Regions from separate parts of the Mus musculus genome. Here all the other regions are linked to region 3. Evidence: chromatin loops called from intact Hi-C (ENCODE). Cell type or tissue: heart. All regions are shown on one strand. Links, peaks and the distances in the headings refer to the core of each region. The heading gives the core; the rest is flanking DNA. Region 1 overlaps Camta1 (calmodulin binding transcription activator 1). Region 2 overlaps Camta1 (calmodulin binding transcription activator 1). Region 3 overlaps Camta1 (calmodulin binding transcription activator 1).

Region 1 (6,205 bases), core at 1,206-6,205, 120 kb before region 3:
TTGGGCCAGAAGTACAAGGCGGTGGTAATGCACCCTAGGTCGATTCCCAGAAAAAGAAATCCCTGAAACCTCGTCGCTTACAAATTTCATCAATAATTAAAGAAGGTTTGTTTTACTCTTAACTATGTATATATAGGAGGGGTGTGTGCACATGGGTTTGTGCACATGTGTACACAGATGCCCACAGAGTCCAGATGAGAGCACCAGATGCCCTGGAGCTGGAGTTACAGCCGCCAAACTTAATACAATTTAAAATATAAATCTTGTTAAAACTCTACTGATTCATCATCTCAACAGCAAAAGTGGCATTTAAACTACAAAGAAGTCCCCGGTGTATTAAAAAGCTACTGAGAATATTTAAGCCATTCTTTTAAAGGAGCAAGGCAGTGGGCTTGCACATGCGGGATGTTTAAGGGTTTTTTGTGTGTGTGTACATGTACACTCGTGCATGTGTGTGAATGACACATCTGCAGGGGCTGGCAGATAGTGTTGGAGCCTCTGAACTGGAGTGACAGGCAGATGTGGGCTGCCCAGTGTGAGTGCTGGGAAACAAGCCCAGGTCCTGGTACAGCAAGTGTCCTTAACCGCTGAGTGCCTCCCCCTGAAGTGGTTTCATCACATCTAGAAACTGGACAAACTGTCAGCTTGGAACATACTCGTTTCTGTCTTTTCCTTTTCCACTGCACCATGAAAGTCCTTCATCTTAACTATAAGTTAGGATTAATACAGCCCACCTTTCTACAAGTCCAGACTTGATATTACTGGATATTTAAGGTGAAGCTCAGTGGTTGATCACTTGCCTACACACATGAGGCCTTAGGTTCAAATCCAACCAGAAAGAAAAAGGAGGGGGGAAGGGAGGAGGGAAGGGGGAGAGAGAGAGAGAGAGACAGAGAGAGAGAGAAAGGCTTCTTGCAACTAACTCTTAATTAATTCCATTGACAGGAAAACTTCTAAGGCGAAGAGAATAGCTCAGTGGTAGAGCATTTGTCTAGAATGCATAAGACCCTGGGTTCAATCCCCAGTACTAACTCTTGATTGTATTTTAGTTTTCAGGGTTTCCTGCTGTGACCTCCCTCACTCTAGATATCACGCTGTATCCCAGTATCTTCTCTTACCTTAGAGTGACCCCCCTTTCTCTGCTACACTCAAAAACTCCTTGTCACAATAATTAATCAGTTCTATTCCTCGAGCAATTATATTCAAATTATCTTCGCCCATGGCTCTGAGTTCCGTCCACCAAGAGAGCACATCTTGATTCCCACTTAGACAGGAAGTCCTCATCCGGTTCTGCCTCCTGGCTTCCTGTGTACCGTGTTCCAGGCCCACAGAAAAGGTGCACAATTATGACCCAGAGTTGTCCCTGCTCTTAGGATGGCCAGCTTGTGAGAATTCACCACTGGTTAAATAGTGCAGGCCGAGCCAAGGAGACCTAGCTCCCAACTGCCTTTGCCTACATTGAGCCTCTTAGGACATGGAGCACTGCCCAAAGCCACAGTGTTCCTCTGTTAGTGTCCTGGGCATGGCTATGCTGTCTCTGAGAAGGCAGTATTGAATCCTTGCCCCGCTCCCGCTCCCCCCTGACTGGTCTGGAGACTCCCCTCCAATCTTAGGGGTCACAGGGCACAGCTCCGATGTCAGCTCATTCCGTGCACAGGTATCAGGATCTGCAAATGTGTCTGACACAGCTGCCCTTGCCACTTTCCTGGTCTCGCTGATAGGAGATGGCCACTTGAAGCTGATCTTTCAACAAGGACGTCCCCAAGTACGTCTGAAGCCTTCACAGAAGGGCAGCTACTTCAAGTCCTAAATCTCTTCTTTGTCAAGGAAAACTAGAACAAGCCACCTGGCGATAGAAACACTGGATTTTGTGCAGAGTGACAAGAGCTCTGCAGCCAGGGAGGCCGGGGACATGGCTAGATGGCACTTGAGCAGATCTCCTGCTGGGCTGACACCTCACTATCGCAGAACAAGTGGAGGCTCTGGACTTAACAAGGGCTTTGCTATCTAATCCTCATGATCTGTCCTGGAGAGCAGCAATAAGAAACCTAGGGAGCAGAGAAAAGAAGCTGCAGAGAGATCTGAGACAGGAGGCCTCTCTGGAGACACAGACCCACTGGAAAAAAATGATGCTCCTAGCATCATTTTTGTGCCCCAGGACCCCTAACCAAAGGGCATGGAGTGGAAGTAAGAAGGATACAGTGACAGAGGGTGGGTGCTACATAGCAATAGCCTTCAAATGGAGCCAGCAACATTCTCTCCTGGAGTCAAGGGGGAGGCGTGTAAGTCTCAGAAAGCACTTGTCATGGTTTGAATATGCTTGGCCCAGGGAATGGCACTATTGTGGAGGTGTGGCCTTGTTGGAGTAGGTATGTCACTGTGTGTGTGTGTGTGTGTGTGTGTGTGTGTGTGTGTGTGTGTGTGTGTGTGTATGTGCTTTAAGACCCTCATCCTAGCTGCCTGGAAGACAGTATTCTGCTAGCAGCCTTCAGATGAAGATGTAGAACTCTCAGCTCTGTCTTCACCATACCTGCCTAGATGCTGCCATGCTCCCACCTTGATGATAACAGACTGAACCTCTGAACTTGTAAGCCAGCCCCAATTAAATGTTATTCTTCTAAGACTTGCCTCGGTCATGGTGTCTGTTCGCAGGAGTAAAACCCTCACTAAGACAGTACTCAAAACTAACAAGGTTCAGGATAAACTAAGGATTCAGGAAACTCCTGAGAGTTACCAGACTCACAAGGCCTGTCGCCAAGGTTACATAAGCAGTAACAGTCAAGGGGAGAGGAGACTCAAAGACAGCAGCTGTCACGCAGCCTCCATACACTCCCTGGCTCACTAAGTTGGACTGGAGTGGAATCATTCCTTTGGTCTACAGTTGGAGCTGTATCTGGGGTAAAGAGACATTCGATCACGTCTCCCCAGGGAGAAAAAAGAGTCAGGCAGCATCATAGAGGGGGAAAGGGAAAAACGGGTGGCGAGAATCTGCATAGGAGGTGGACACCATCTTTCAAGGCTGTGAGGAGCCAGCTGTCCCACACAGGATCCCTTGTCCCTCCTGCAGCTTTAGACATTCAGTCCTGACTTCATGTTCGGCCTTCTCTGTGGTTTAGCTGCGTCATGCTGAAGGGAAAACACAGACCACCCACCCCAAACATGCCTTGTTCACCATGCAGCTTGTGGCTGTAATCCGGACTGTCTCCTCTCTCGTCTCAGTGATAACAAACAGAGTATTTGCTTCTTTCCGGTGCTACATACACTGCATGTTTCAGGGGAGGGACCTGCTCCTTGTGGATGTTCAAGGGTTCCAGCTGATACGGCTCTAGGAAGACACATTGTAAACCCTGGGGCTCCAGTTCTATATGTATTGACCCAAGGAAGATACATTGTAAACGCTGATGCTGGCTATCCCAGCTCCTGCTGAGTCACTCGCCCCTCAACCCCAATTTCAGAGGGGTCAGGGAGGCACAGTTCCCTCCCGGTGATCAAAAGCAGGAACAGAGATGGGCAGGACTCCAGGACAACCATGTCACATTAGGCTCTATCCTAAGTCTGGAAGAGAGACACTCCTTATATATTTTTAGATGCAGAAATCAAGGCTCAGGGGCATTAAATGCATGTATCAAAGGCAGTGGTCCAAGAAGCAAGGAGCACAGCACTCAGAATGGGACAAATCTCTCCGTCCCACACTCTCTCCCCAGAGCAATGAGTCACTTCCTCCTCTCTCCCGCCAGACCCTGATTCTTCAAAGGATCCAGAGGCTTCTCGGTCTAGCCAGCAGAGTCAGGTGCTCAAAGCTGTCTGCAGAGTGAGTGTGTCAATTCTACCCTGGGGACACATGAGTCAGGACGGGATGTTTCAGCCTTTCTCCGTCAGCATAGAGCTCTGCCAATACCAGAGTCAGAACCACGGACACCCCTGGGATCTGCTGGCCAGAGAACCTGGGGTCCACTTGGGGGGCTCTCTGGGGATATAGGATGATCTTAAGTCTCATCTTGCTTCTGCTCTGGAATGTGCTCAGTTGCAAACAAGCCAGCCAGAAGGATCTGGAACGTTGTAAACAAATGTCCTCCAGGTTTTTCATCAGTGCGGCTTAACCACACTGCCCGGGAGCTTATTAAATAAAGTAAATTAGGTCTCAATTATTTGCTTGCACACCAGGCAGGAAAAAATGAAATTTTCAATTTAAAAGTAATATTGCTATTAATATGCAGGAGCGGGTCTGAAATTGGACTTTCTGCTCCTTCCTGATGAGAGGGGTCAGGGGAGCTGAAAGGCTCTCGCAAAGCGGGGCTCCTCCCTTTCGCGTGCCCGCTGGAGCAGCCCCAGGTCTGTCAAGGGTAGGTAGCACATGGGAGGCTAGAGAAGCAGCTCTGAAAGGGACAGTATCATTAAACCACTTCATTTAATCCCCGGTGATTTTCCTTGGCTGTGACAACCTCATTGCTAGGCCCCCTGATTAACACGGCCTTTGTTATCAAAAAATCTAAACGAGTGCATTCCAGTGCCAGAATCTGCAGTTTTTCATGGAAACGGATCTAGAAAGGGGAAAGTGTGTGCTTAACACTTATCAGCCTCCCATTCAGAGAGCTGCTCCCCCCCCGGGCCATCTGCAGCACAGGAGAAATTCCGTCAACCACCCTTGATGATCTGGGCTCCACCTGAGCTTCGAGCTCTGGAAGCCAAGTCGGTATCTTGAATGGTCACCTTCAGATCCCTCCTTCTGGAAGCTGTTCTTCCTCAAGGGCTTTGATGGGTATATATCAAGTCTAATGAAATAGAAACAACCTTTCTAGGGTAGAGAGGGGTAAACATCTGGAAAGTGGCCTGGAAATTGCCTAATGATAAGCGGATGGGGAGCCAAGTAAAGGGTGGTGGCTGGCTGGTTCCATTCTAGCAGAGGACAGGATAAGCAAGCAAGATGCTTCAAGCCACTGACAGGGAGGCAGAGCCAGGGACGGCCAGGGATCTTTGGGGACAGGCTGGTCAGCTCTGGATCTCTCAGTGGGGTGATTTCATCAAGCCACACTTAAATGCTCCAAACCTCTGCTGTACATTGAAACATGGGGCAAGCATTGGTACTGGACTCTTGTGGTTCTTCTGGAGATGACAACATTGGGCACATGAAGTATTGGTTTCTATGTGACACATGGGAGAAAGAAAGAGACTTGCCCATATGAAGGGCTGGCGTGGAGGACCACATTTTTCAGGGTCTCTGGGGAGACATTATCATCAATGAGAGTTTGTTTCCAGAGGATTCCAGTGTCAACACAGAAAACCTTTACATGGATGAGTGTGGGGAGGTTAGTGTGTGTGTGTGTGTGTGTGTGTGTGTGTGTGTGATATGTACGTGAACATGTGCTGTACCCATGTACATAATATTGAACCTGTGTGTGTCCTATGTGTATGTGTGTTTATGTGTGTATGTGTGTGCATGTATGTGTATGTGTGTCCATGTGTCTGAGTGTGTATGTGTGTGTATGTGTGTGTATGTGTGTGTCTGTGTGTATGTGAATATGTATGTGTGTGTATGTGTGTGTAGGTATGTGTGTGAGTGTGTGTGTGTGTGTGTGTGTGTGTGTGTGTGTGTGTGTGTGTGTGTGTAGGTGTAGGTCAGAGGACAACCTCCAGTGTTGTTCCTCACGAGTAGTCCCCTTGCTTTTTTGAGACAGGGTCTCTCTCACTGGGACAGGAGGCTCACCAGTGACCCTGTGTCCACATCTACAGCATGAGATTGTAAATGCACACAATGACTCCTGGCCTTTTTGTGTGGATGCTAGAGGTCAGACTCAGGTCCCCATGCGTGTGTGGTGAGTGTGCCAGCTGAGCCATCTCCCCAGCTGTTTCAGTGTGATGCTGGGCAGTGCCTTGTTCACGGTGCTAGGCAAACACCGAGCCTTTGCGCTGTTCACCCAGTCCTGCAGGCTTTCACCGAAATAGTGATGACGGTGGAAGGAGACATGGCAGACTGGTGGGAAGAGGGGAGGGAAGGGGGGAAGGAAAGAGGGAGGAGGGAGAGGAGGGGAGAGGGGAAGGAAAGAGGGAGGAGGGAGAGGAGGGGAGGGGGGAAGGAATGAGGGAAGAGGGAGGGGGACGGAGGGGGACGGGGGACACTGGAGAAAGGAAATGAGGAATGTTGAGAGGGAAGATGCCACCCCAGGTGGGCTCAAGAGGATGGTGACATGCTGGAATAAACTTCCTC
Region 2 (6,401 bases), core at 418-5,417, 92 kb before region 3:
CCCTAGCCTCCCTCAATTACCAGCCAAATGACAAGAGAAGGGTTAGATTATAGAGAGCTTCTGAACACTGATGTCACAAGGCACACCGGAGATGAAGGGGCAGCTGCATGAACCTTGGAGAAGCCGGAGCAAACCGGTGCAGGTGACCTCAGCTCCAGGGGACATTGCTGATGGCTTCCTGTGACCACTGCACGCTACAGCCCGTGCATGCCTCAACAGTCTAAATGCGCAGAACCTTGCAGTTGGCTGGCCGCATGGCCTCAGCAGGTCACTTCATTTCCCCTCTGAGCCTCTGGGGACAAACCCAGGAGCTACTGCACGTGCAGGCCTGGCCGGTAGCTGCCACACCTCACCAGATGGCAGTCGATGTGGACAGTGTGGAGAGGACCCAGAATTAAACTGTCCCACACAGGGTCTCAGGCTCCCTCTGACCAGGAAGCAGAATGTGTGCCTTCCTGAAAGCTAAATACTGAAAACCATTTCTTGTAGCTTTTCTGCTCCAAATACCCGGGGTCACGCAGGCAGAAGTGACATATGGTAAAACATTGACATCTGAGGTGTGTTAGCTAAGTTGTGACCAGCAGTGGCCTCATTTTCCATTAACACAGAAGATACAATTCAAGAAACCCCCCCTGAATGGATATCTGAAGTGGAGGGTGGTGCTGAACCCTCACAGTGCTCTGTTAATTTGCTTAGATTAGACATACCAGCCTATGATATGGTTTAATCCGTAACTTAGACACAGGAATGGTCAATAACCAAAACCAAAAATGCATCATCCATGTGAGTGTGGTCCCAATTATCATATTGCCCCAGGCCTGCCCGTCTTGTGACGGTGTGAGGGGACTCTGTGCCTGTAGAGTGATGCAGGAGGTGATCTGTGATGAGCCATGTCTTAGTCCTGTGCCCTGGCTGTCTAGCATCATTGATAATGGGTAACCAAGGGTTGGGGGCATTGATGTCACACTCCTGTGACACTGTGGCCACGTTCAAGCCAGTCCATGCCTCCCTCTCCCCCTGATTTTCTTCCTCCAACTTCCTCGCCCTGCTCACTGGCCCACGAATAGTTTTCATTTGATTTTTTTAAGTTTCTTAGATCAGAGACTGGGGATAGATTTCAGTGGGCAAAGTGCTTGCTGTGTAAACAGGAGGATCCCAGAACCTCTGTAAAATCCTGGCAGGGCATAGCTGTGTCTATCGATTGTCCTGGGGCCAGAGAGGAACTCTATAAAGCCCTAGTCAGCAAGCCACAGCTGAATCAAACCGGCAAGCTCCAGGTTCGATGAGACTCAGTGTCTCTGAAAGAAAGAGTAGGAGAAACTAAGGAAGATATTCAACATCAACCTTTGGTATCCATGTACACATGAACAATGACACTCACACACTCTCTCTCTCTCACACACACACACGCAAACATTCACACTCTCACACACTCACAACACACTCACACACTGTCATACTCACACTTACACACAGACTCACCTACCATGCATGCACACTTACATATACTCACAAACTCACAACACATTCTTACACACTTACACACTCACATACACACTCACACTTACACACTTACCCACCACACATGCACACTCACACACATTCATTCACATATTCACACTCACATATATACTCGCACTTACTCACACCCACTCACCACACATGCACACTCACACAAACACACACATACATACTCTCACATACACACTCACACTCACACAGTCACACTTATACACTCACCCACACATACAAACCAGAGAAAGGAACAAGATAAATGAGGAGCGGAGTGAAAAGATGCTCCATCATAAACCAGAACTCTTTGGGGGACAGCTTGGTTTGGGGGTCTAGAGCAAAGGAAGCCAAGTGTTCATGTTCTTGTTTCCTGTCTTGAGGAAGTGTTCACAACCCTGGGGCACTGGTAAACCAGACCCCAGCTCAGGGCACCTCCGTTTATGCTACTGTTGGCCTACAGTTTATATGTCATTTCAAATACTGCCTCTTCTGCTGGGCTGGCAGGAGCCCTGCAATCCTATGTCCCTTCCTCATAACAAGCACTTGGTGAATTACAAGCACGGGCCTGGATCGCATCCCTAGTCCAAGTGACATCCTCTGGCAAGTTCTGCTGGCCACGGAGCATGCTGTTGTTCTGAGGGAACCTTTTTAAATGTCACCAACACACCTTTACAGATGCTGAGCAGATGACCAGCAAAGGCATGGGCATAAAGATGGTTCTAGAAGATTCTCGGTGTCAACTTCCCTACTGGGGTCCCGGAGTCAGGGGGAGACTGGGTTGAAGATACAAGAGATAGCACATGGATGGCACCAATACCACCACCTCAAAGCACACAGGAGTCTGCCCCACCTACCACGCTCCACCTACCACAATGCCCTCGCCAGAAAGGAAGAGCGAGGGTGGGGGCGGGGGGCATCATAGGAAGAGTCCCTCTATACTCAGGGGTTACCACTGATCTTCACTGTCTGGGGATATTCCAGGTACAATGTGGCCTTCCTGGGACTCACATTAGAGTCCCCAGGCAGCTCCTGCAGCTGGCCTTACCAACAGAAACAGGAAGCCAGGCCAAAGCCTGGGCTGGGCTCTTCCAGGCCGGGAGCTCTAACAGCTGTGAAGGGAATTATGTTCATTATGTTAATGGAGACAAAAGGACCCGCTGCAATTGTGAACTTGGGACCATTCGCTGGGCTCGGGGTCCTGGACTGAAAAACAGAGGAAGGAAAGTGAGCATCCAAAAGCACAGATTCCTCACTCCCGTGCTACATGGCCGGCTCCTTCGAGCTTATGCCGTAGTGGCTTCCCTGCCGTGAGGCACTGTAACCGAGACCTGTGAGCCAAAATAAATCATTTCCCCCTTAAACTGCTTCTGTCAGAGTGTTTTATCACAGCAACCGGCAGAGAAACTAAGACAGATGGTTTGACCCCAACACAGGGAGCACACCTGCAGGGGGGACCTCAGCTGTGGGGCAGAGAGGCACCCTAATTCTGGGGAGATTCCTACCACGTGGCTTTTCTTGGCACTCTCCCTGGCCTAGCTGAATCTGTGGCTTAAGTCTGGCAGGGCACAGTAGAGGAAGGACAGGAAGCCTGCAACAGCGCCATGGAGTTCTCTAGAATTTATGTAGTCTCTACCTGTGCTTTCTGCAATAACAAAGATAGCAGGGTGTGTCCTCTCAGGGTGAGCCCAGTGAGATGCCCTACACCAGAAGCACTGAGACCAGCCCTTCAGGGCTACTCAATCTGGACTGTAGCAGGGTCTCCATCTGAAAACTTCACTGTAGCGTCCAGCCAAGCCAGCCTGAGACCACAAGAACACCTGCTCAGAAGACACCTTCTGACCTATCAGTGGCGAGTGAGTCCACAACTCTTCCAACTCCTGAGTGACCTGGGAAGGTCTCTTCACCAGCTGGAGCCCAGGATGTCAGACAGTCGGGTATCTGCAGACAGGACACCTCTGAGGATAAAAAAGGCCTTTCTTGCAAGCACCCTCCATGAAAGAAGATCTGAGATCATCCAGCAGAAAGCCTTGGAGGCTGGGGCCTCAGGAGGGCTTAGTTTGTTACTGTCACCCACGAGTCCCACCCGCCCCCCACCTCTGCCGAGGCAGGCAGCCATCACAGGTAGAAAACAGCCACTTCTGTGCACACAGTCAGTCCAAAAAGGACCACCTGCAGGATGCCACCCTAAACCTGGAGACCCCAGTAATGGAGGCAGGAGGAAAAGGAGACACATGAAAGTGAGGCGGAGTTGAAGGGACACGTACCAGATCATCTCTCTCCAGCTAAAGACACGATGAAGACATGGGGTGGGGGGCTACTCATTTCCTCCAAACATTCAAGGCTCAACAGAGACTAGCACACAATAGGTCAAGCAGATGCCTGCCTAAGGAGTGTTCTGATTATGAGTGGGCAGATAGATGGGGAGAGAGAGAGATGAGTATGTGAATGTGTGAGTGTGTGAGTGTACGTGTGTATGTGAGCATGTGTGTACACAGGTATGTGTGCGTGTGAGTTTGTGCATGTGTGTCTGTGTATGTGTATGCATGTGTGTGCACCCATGTGTGCATGCATGTGTACCTGAGTGTCCATGTGCACACAGGTGCCAGTGAGTGTGCTTGAGCATTTTACAGTGAGGTCTGCACTTTCAAGGGTCTCTCACTGTCCACCTTGTTATCTGGGGCAGGGTCTCTCACTGATTCAGCTGGTGTGGCCAGCCAGTGAACTCCAACACTCTCCCCTCCATCTTCCAGAAATGGACTTTCAGGTGGCGTGCAGCTACATCTGTTCACATTTGGGCTGGGGAACCAAACACAAGTCTTCATGAACATACACCAGGCACTTTACCAACTGAGCCGAACTTCCCAGCCCGCAAGTGTCAGTTCTACAAAAGTAGCTCATTCAAAAATAGTCTGCACGTGAGTATGTGATCAACGTGTCAATATACTCCGGCACGTAACACACATGCATACCACACACAGAATTCTCCAGGCACATGTCACACATGCATACCACACACAGAATTCTCCAGGCATATGTCACACATGCATACCACACACAGAATTCTCCAGGCACATGTCACACATACATATTGCACATAAAATTCCTATGGCCTTTTCATTGCCTAAAAATGTGTGCCAAATTCACATGAGAGACTACATAGGAAAAACAACAACGTAAGCAAAGTCACATGGCTAGAGCCAGCACAGCAGGATCCCAACCCAAAGGGTCAGAGCGTCCAGTCTGGAGCCTGCTTCATTCCAGCTCCATTTCTGAGGCCCACAGGAATGGAACACCACAGACCAAGCCTGCTGAGCCCTCACAGGACTGAGGCCTTTCCTTCAGCTCTTGAGTGAGTTACTGATGGCTACCTACAGTCAGGCATAAAAAAGGGGAACCTGGGGCGGGGAGAGCTCAGCACTTAGAGCGAGTGCTTCTTATCCGGGCCTGAGTTCAGTTCCCAGCACCCACCCAGGCAGCTTAACCACTTGTAAATTAAGCTCTAGGGAGTCCAACACCCTCTTCTGGCCTCCCTGGGCCCTGCATTTACACACACACACACACACACACACACACACACATACACATAATGTGTAATTTAAAATACATCTTGAAAAAGAGATGGGAGCAGCACATAGAGAAGCTGCAGGTCAGAGAGAGACCGACCCTGCGTCATAGATAAGTAAATGTATGTATGTGTGCATGTATGTGATGTATGTATGTGTGCATGTATGTGGATGCCACCTAAAGAATGACCCTCAAAGTTGTTCTGTGGCCTCTACAAATACACACTACATACACATCACACACTCTGCACAGATGACATATACATGCAAACACACATATACACACCTAAACACACACATGTATGCAGATATATATATGCACATAAACACACATACATGCTCATACATGCATACAGATATGAGTAGACACACATACAAACATTGAAAAGTGTCATATATACATACATACATATATACATACACACATACATACATGCACACAGAGAATTTTGAGAAGTGTCAATAGTCCATGCACTCAGATGAAACGTGCAGAAGGTGGCAGTAACCCCCACCCCTGATGGCAGCTGGTGATGCCCTGAGGGCAGACAATGGACCTGGGACATAGCAACAGCTGGGTGATCCAGGGGAAGGAAAGGCACTCCCCCAGGCACAGGGTGGTGTCTTAGGGTTACCAAGGCTGTGATGAAACACCATGACTAAAAGCAACTTGGGAAGGAAAGGGCTTATTCAGCTTACATGTCCACACCACCATTCATCATCGAAGAAGGTCAGGGCAGGAACTCAAGCAGGACAGGAACCTGGAGGTAGGAACTGATGCAGAGGCCATGGAAATGTGCTGCTGACTGGCTTGCTCCCCAGCCCAAGGATGGCACCACCCACCATGGACTGGGCCTTCCCCCATCAATCATTAATTAAGAAAATGCCTGAAAGCTGGATCCTGTGGAGGCATTGCCTCTACTGAGGTTTCTCCCTTCAGATACCTCTAGCTTACGTTTTAACTACCCAAGACAGTGGGCCTGTGGAGATCTTACGAGGCTTGCCTCTGTGGAGGTGAGGGTGCAGTAAGAGGAGACAGGGAGGCCATCAGGACACCCCCCCTCGGCTCTCCTGCTGTGCCCAGTGAGACTGTCGCCATGCTGCGAGGACCACTAGGCTTACCCACACAGCAGACAAGACCCTCTCAGAAGGTCCTGGAATGGCAAATGTTCAGGCGCGCCTAGCAGGGCCAGGCGAATGAAAAGAACAGGGGCTTAGTCTCTCCGCATCTGTTCCGCAAGATACTCTATCCTATAATTTTCTAAATTTCTTGACTTGGAATAATAAGATCAGAGGCTCCAAGCAGGAAGGCAGTTTACACATCATTTA
Region 3 (6,401 bases), core at 1,239-6,238:
AACTTTGTTCCCTAAATGTTCCAAGGCATCTTATACACAGGGGACCCACAGGGCATATTAAACCCCTGGGGGTGGGGGAGGGATGCAACCCTCAGTAGTACCTGGGGCCCATCGGCTCGCCCAGGATGGATCATCTTCACCACTGGCCATTCTTTGGATGGCCCTGTGAGGATGCCATGCCTACGTTCTTGGGGTTTGCTGAGATAAAAGGCAAGGGCCTCAACAACAACAACAACAACAAGAGAAAAACAACAAGAAACAAACAAACAACAACAGAACAGCATTTGAAACAGGGAATGAGGGTGAAGAGATCCAATGTGACCCAGGGTTTGCGAGTTCACAAATATTTGAAGGGTATGCAGCCCACCATGGCGATATGGTCACAAAGGACATCTTAGAAAGCAGGTATGTCGTCAAGTGGCTACTAAGCATGTTCACCATGGACACACTGAGGACTCTGGGTCTAAACTACATAGATACTGTTAGGTAGTTAAGTCTAAGGATATCATTTAAAATTTAATCACAGAAAGACTTAGGGGCCAACAACCCAGGTACTTCTGATCTGGGAGAAAATGAGCTCAACTCTCCTCAAGACATACTCCATCCCAAAGTGAGAGTGGGGGCTAGATGATTATACTGGGAGCATCACACAGGATGGCCAGATACAGTCTTGAACCAGTGACTGAAGGACTTACTTCACCCTCCCACCAGCCAATGAAGGACTTATTTCACCCTCCCACAAGCCCATGAAGGACTTATTTCACCCTCCCACTAGCCCATCAAGGACTTATTTCACCCTCCCACCAGCCCATGAAGGACTTATTTCACCCTCCCACCAGCCCTTTTGCCTTGAGTGCAGACTGTTCTGGCACAATTAGTAGTTTCTTAGTAGTCAGCATGCTTCTCCTGTGGGCATAGTGGGAGGCAAGACAGCTACAAGTATTGGAACCACCCACTACCCCTAGTGGGAAGATGAGCTGCAGACCCCTGTGATCAGGGGCTGCCAGAAGCTGAGAGCTCATCTGGTCAGCATGGAGTGTGTCTCTTTGGTAGAGAGCTCTATAGCTGTGGGGCCTCCATCTACAAGGTCTAACTGGGACCCAGTCTTGCCTCGCTGCAGTAGGGATCTGGCAAGAACACATACCAAACGGTCACCTTGAGGAACAGTCACAGCCACACTCTGCATAATGGCCCTGAAGTCAGGACTCCAGAATGTACAGGCAGGACGTTCAAGACAGGAAGGATGGCAGGGACTGTGGGGTAGCGAAGGCATCGGGGAAAAGACATGGGGTTGAGGCGGCTTCCAGGAGGTGAACAGTGGGAGGAGACTCAGAAAAAGCTCGCCCTGGTCCCAGGCTCTGGAAACTCCTTCCTCTAGACCTACTGGCCCATGCTCAGCGGGCAGTGCTGGTCCAAGGGCAGGCCTCAGTCACTGGAACTGGACACTTAATGCCTCACTATTCAGATGAAGCTGTCACGGTATCAGCTGTGAAGGGCCCAGCCTGGCCTCGGCCTGACATTTATAGTCACAGTATAATCTCTTATCATATCCAAGGCAACTACAACCATGTCACAAGAAAAAAAAAAATGCCTGGAGAAATCGGACCAAGGGGCAGCTCAGGCTGCCAGAGTCCATCAAAATCGCTATTTGCAAGATTCTCCGCCAGCTCTACTCAATGTGTTGCCACCCGAAGTGCTAAATCCCCAGCGTAGTAATAGAAAGAGTATTCATAGGCACTCTCGGCTTCCAGTAAGATGTAGGAACTTAGCTCACATCTTTGAAAGTATATAAATAGCCTCAGCAAAGGAGCTGGGACGCGCTTCTTAGTAAATACAGCTGACCCATTTTCCAGTCTTCACCAGGAATGGAGAGACTGTTACACGGAGAGTACAGGACAATCTAAATATATACTTCCTGCTCACAGGGCCAAGAGCAGAAAAGCAGAGTCGATGCTCTGTGAGTAAGGGGGGAAAGCTAGGCAGGGGAGGGGTGGCTGTGGTCACCTCTGTATGCACAGTCGCCAAGTGGATGGAGCTGAACTCTATCTAATGCCTGCTTGGGGCAAAGCGGGCCACGTGGACCCTGGTCTCTGCAGGCCATTCATTCCTCAGGATCACCTAGCCAGCCTCTCTCACAAGCCCCTCCTTGCCACTGATTTTTTTGTTCATTGGCCTCTCTGTGCCTTTGTCTCCCGTGGCTCTCCTTCAAAGCCATGATGGCTCCTCCTTTTGTCACCGCAGACTTAAGAACAGTGCTTGGCCGGGGACAGGCACACAGTAAATATCTATCCGACGACTGAGTGGCCTGGCTTGTTACTGGCTCCAGGTAAGCTTCTGTTGGCTTGTCACCAACCAACCCAGGTGGCCCTTCAGTGTAGGGAGCTATCGGCCGGCCTGGAGAGAGCGGAGCATTTCCGATGCATTGCATACCATTCTTCTGGCAAGAGCTGTAATATTAAATAATTCACTAAACCCGGCAGACTTAGGGGATTCAGAAGGAAAACTGCCCCAGTGATTGCATGGGAGGCAAGCAGGAGTGTGCCTGGCTTGGTCGCTACCCACAAATGGATGAGAGGAGCTGAGCAGCCAATCGTACCCCTGCTCCCAATTGTCTAACCAGAGATGGCTGTCATGTGCTGGCCAGAGCTACTGACAAGTCTGCCCTCCCAGGTCGCTGCAGAAAAGCAGCAGGTGAGCTGGATGGGCCAAATAGAGGGAAGGGCATCTGGGCTGGTGAGCCAGGCTTTCCAAGGCTCGGTCTGAGGGACGGCAACAGCTGGGGAAACCTGGGTCAAAGAGCAGACAGACAGCAGTGAGGGCTGCCAACCGAGGCGAAGGAAGTAGCCATGAGTGGTTCCCTCGGGGCCTGGCCAGGTGCTGCCTGCCAGAGGGGGCTATCTTCCCTTCCCTGGGAATCAGAACCAGAAATCTCCAGCACATGTCAGTCCTTAGCACTGAACAGCCAGCTCATGTGGAGGAGAGGCTGAGAAAGGGCCTGTTCAGCCCTTCCTGCCTGCCTCAGGTCCCATGTGACGTCAGCAGGTCACATCCTGGAGAAACAGTCTTCTTTAAAGAAGGTGCTCTGTACAGGTTGAAGAGTGCTGCTTTACAGCAGCAAGTGCCTGCCATCCTGGGATTTTTTCATCTGTTTCTGGAGTCTGCTCTTTTATTGGTTATTTCTCTAACTTGACTTTAATTCATAGTCTCCGTTATGATCATAAAAGACTTTAATTGATACTTATTTGATGGAATCTACCTTATTCATGAAATTTATTACTTCATCCAAGTACAAGCAGGAACTAGAAAGTGGAGTTTGCTACGGTCGCCGTGAGCGCGCCGCGCCTACCAGAGGGAAGAGGGAGCCGCTCCAGCAGTGTCCTTCCTGGAACTCTTAGGAAATGGGGGCAGGGCTCCAGGACTCCAGTGCTCCAAATTAAAACCTAGCCTCCCAGGGGAGCCTCAGCCTTGGCCTACTGGTTGCAAACATAGGATGGTTTTAAAACAAGTCTGCCCAGCCTCCGGCCAAGAAGTGGTGTCTGGTTCCCTCCTCATGAGCAGGCTGGCCTTAATGGCTTGCTTGTACCTAAGAGCCTAAAGCAGAAGTGACTTGCTAGGCTGCTCTGTCAAAGGCCAAGGTCTCCGTGCATCTGGATCCAATGTGAGAATTCATGACCCTGAAACCATCATGCCAAAGGGTTACACAGAAGGAGGGGTCCCCCAAATGTCTGCATCTCCCCCAGACTCTCAGAAGGATTTGGGGGTGCTTGTTCCAGAACTGAAAGAGTCGGCAGTCGTAATAAATGACTGCTGTCTTGCACTGACTGCCCTGTCGGGAGTAATTTGTTACAAAGCCAAGAACAACCGGAACAGACAAGCCTCAGGAACCCCAGGCCCCGTCCAGTCCCTGTCCCTCTGTTCCTCCACTTGCTTTTCTGAAACAGGAGGACTGAGGGCCAGGTAAAGGTTCTTGCCAGTGTTTGGCAAAATGAGAAGAATTTTAAAAGGGGAGTGGGAGAAGTCAGCTGAATGCACCCCACTGGAGCACGCTTCGTCTCCAAGGCACGCCCTGCCTGTTGTTGGTGTACCTTTTATGAGAGGATGGTAACTCTGTGGGAACTGGCTTTTAACTGCCTCACTGGGTCAAATTTGAGAGTTGGCCATCCCGTATCACAAATGTGTATAGGATTTGACCAGTTTGTGACATCCTGAGTAGCTGTCACTTGGACATTTGACAGACCATCATTCACGAAATATCTTCATTAAAGGAGCCTCTTCTTCCACCCAAGGTACTGATGAAACCCCACCCCAGCCTATCAGCTCAGGTGCTTGGCACTGCTTTAAAACAATTCTAGATCTCCGAGGAGACTGAGAGGCTACGGCCCCAACAAGAAGCCAGCACCCGACCCACCAATGCAGGGCAGTGCATTGCACAGAGACACAGTGAAACCTCAGGGAAAAGGTGTCAGCAGATGCAGTTTCCAAAAACAGTGTTTTCGGGTCACAGAGCAGAAATCCGCCAGCCAGAAAGCACTGCAGCTTAATTCCTAAAATGGTAAAGAGGCAGAAAGGTTCAGGCTTCAGCCCCTGGCTTGCTATGTCCCCCTGGTTGCTCTGTAGCCTGGGGCAGCTTTACAGGAGCCACATCCTAGGATCTGAAGTAGTGAGCACCCAACACCACTGGGCCAGGGCCAGACAAGCTGACCTTCCTAGTTGGAAGCCAGGAGAGGGGGCAAGTGTCTGTGTCCACAGGACATCCCACAGGGACACCAAGGAGGGGCTTCCATGCTGCGCTTCCCACGGTATTGCCTCCCTAGCTCTGTAGCCAACTGTGGGGAGGCAGAGATGAACCGTGTGTGTGTGTGTGTGTGTGTGTGTGTGTGTGTGTGTGTGTGTGTGTGTGTGGCTTCCTCGGATGAGGCTGTGGGTAGGCCAGGCCAGTGCTGATGGTTTCCAGACAGTGGATAAACAACATTTTGAAGCCACAATATTTCTCAAGCACAAATAGTACAGTAAAATGGAGACATTTATATGCAATTGGGAGACATTTATCCTGTGACAACATTCTATTCCAATGACTTTTCTATTACCACCAATGATTAATGATGTAAATTCTGTCACTTGAGATGATGGATGCAGGGCAACTGAGGGGCCTTTGCATAGATTACCCAAACTCTGTCTTCTTATTGGCTCTCAGGACAAATGTGGTCTGTGCTTCAAAAAATAGTCTTCTTCTTCAGTCCTCTCCTGAAGCAGCTGGCTCAGGATTTGGGGAGAGGTTCTTCCTCTCATACGTTTGCCTGTTCGGTGTTAGGGCTGCTGACGTAATCCATTTAAGAATAGTTACCTAATTCTTCCAAAACAGGAGCTGGGGAAGCTGTCCTAGGCATTGCCTCAGAAGTTAAAGAAACACATTCAGGGTCTTGGGGTTGCTGGGCGCAACCCAGCCTGCCAGATCGCAAAGAAGCCGATACCCCTGACCTTGTCACATGATCCTGTTACCCGGTGTCTTCCCCATGACCTGCCCACAGGGAGCCCATGGCAGGGGTCGGGGGTGGGGTGGGGTGAGGTATTCATGGCAGAGATACCCCTGGCAGCCTTCCTAGTACTTCACTGTGGTTCTGCCTCCGCTTTTGTAAAGCCCTGTGCCATTATGAACTCTGGCTAGGGGGCCTCCAGCTGAAGTCACTGTCCTCCCTCTGGGGCCCAGCCAGCCAGCCAGGCCTAAGACTGAGGATTATCCCTGCATGGCTCTTGGCCTCAACCTCAGTGACAGATGACTATGTCCTCAAGGTTCCTTTTCTTAACAAGTGACTCTGTCATTTCTGTCTGGATCCACACTCTTACCACTGTGGCCTGGATTGAGGACTGCGCGTCTCTGGCCTCACCGTTCTCCTGGCTCAGATCTTGCTGACCTGGATGTCCCCTCTGAGCCAGGAGACATCACCTCATCTGGGCCTTTCCATTGCAGCCTGGGCATCACCAACACCCACAACCCCCTTCATGCCACCCTCAGGATTTCTCCACCCTCCTAAACACATCGCGTCCCACGATGCCTGCCACACCTCATGAACCTGCTTTTGCTCCCTGCCTGGGACGGTCTTCTTGCTCTGCTCAGAACAAGTCTCCTGGGAAGGCCACATGGGCCTCTGCCTTCCCTGAGAGCAACCCCACGGTTCCTGCTGGTCACATCCACCTTGTCGCCTTTGAGGGAGAGCCAGATACTCTCTCATCAGCACAACGGGCACACAACTAAGCCGACTTCTCTCCTGCAGGTCCAGCGGTTTCTCCTTGACCCGCATAAGGATCTCCATGATGTCCTGAGGCCTGGAACTAAGGCTAGTTCACTCTGCACTCCCAAGGGTGTCTTCCACAGAGCGTAGGTGGGGTGGGGGCTCTCTGAA

What was found. Peaks named below come from ENCODE experiments on the same cell type or tissue, not always from the same donor. Only the 100,000 strongest peaks of a DNase experiment are listed, where the experiment ranks them.
Region 1: it touches region 3 in a loop (2.0-fold over the local background); 2 of 42 quality-filtered maps call a loop at or near these places.
Region 2: a loop joins it to region 3, with 2.2 times the contacts of the local background. A loop is called at or near these places in 2 of 42 quality-filtered maps.

The regions. Positions count from the first base shown.
Region 1 is chr4:151,631,180-151,637,384 of GRCm38, forward strand. All of the region lies in intron 3 of Camta1 (calmodulin binding transcription activator 1), which reads right to left. Among named protein-coding and RNA genes, the nearest start is that of Gm52712, 7.5 kb to the right of the region's middle. In heart, for the core only: no CTCF peak of the experiment used is centred there; DNase peaks (open chromatin) are centred at 1,392 and 3,812; H3K27me3 peaks cover 735 bases.
Region 2 is chr4:151,659,103-151,665,503 of GRCm38, forward strand. All of the region lies in intron 3 of Camta1 (calmodulin binding transcription activator 1), which reads right to left. All of the region lies in intron 1 of Gm38442 (a long non-coding RNA gene), which reads right to left. Among named protein-coding and RNA genes, the nearest start is that of Gm52712, 21 kb to the left of the region's middle. In heart, for the core only: no CTCF peak of the experiment used is centred there; a DNase peak (open chromatin) is centred at 2,579.
Region 3 is chr4:151,749,988-151,756,388 of GRCm38, forward strand. The region is part of intron 3 of Camta1 (calmodulin binding transcription activator 1); the gene reads right to left. Among named protein-coding and RNA genes, the nearest start is that of Gm52710, 17 kb to the left of the region's middle. In heart, for the core only: no CTCF peak of the experiment used is centred there; DNase peaks (open chromatin) are centred at 2,804 and 3,434; H3K27ac peaks cover 545 bases.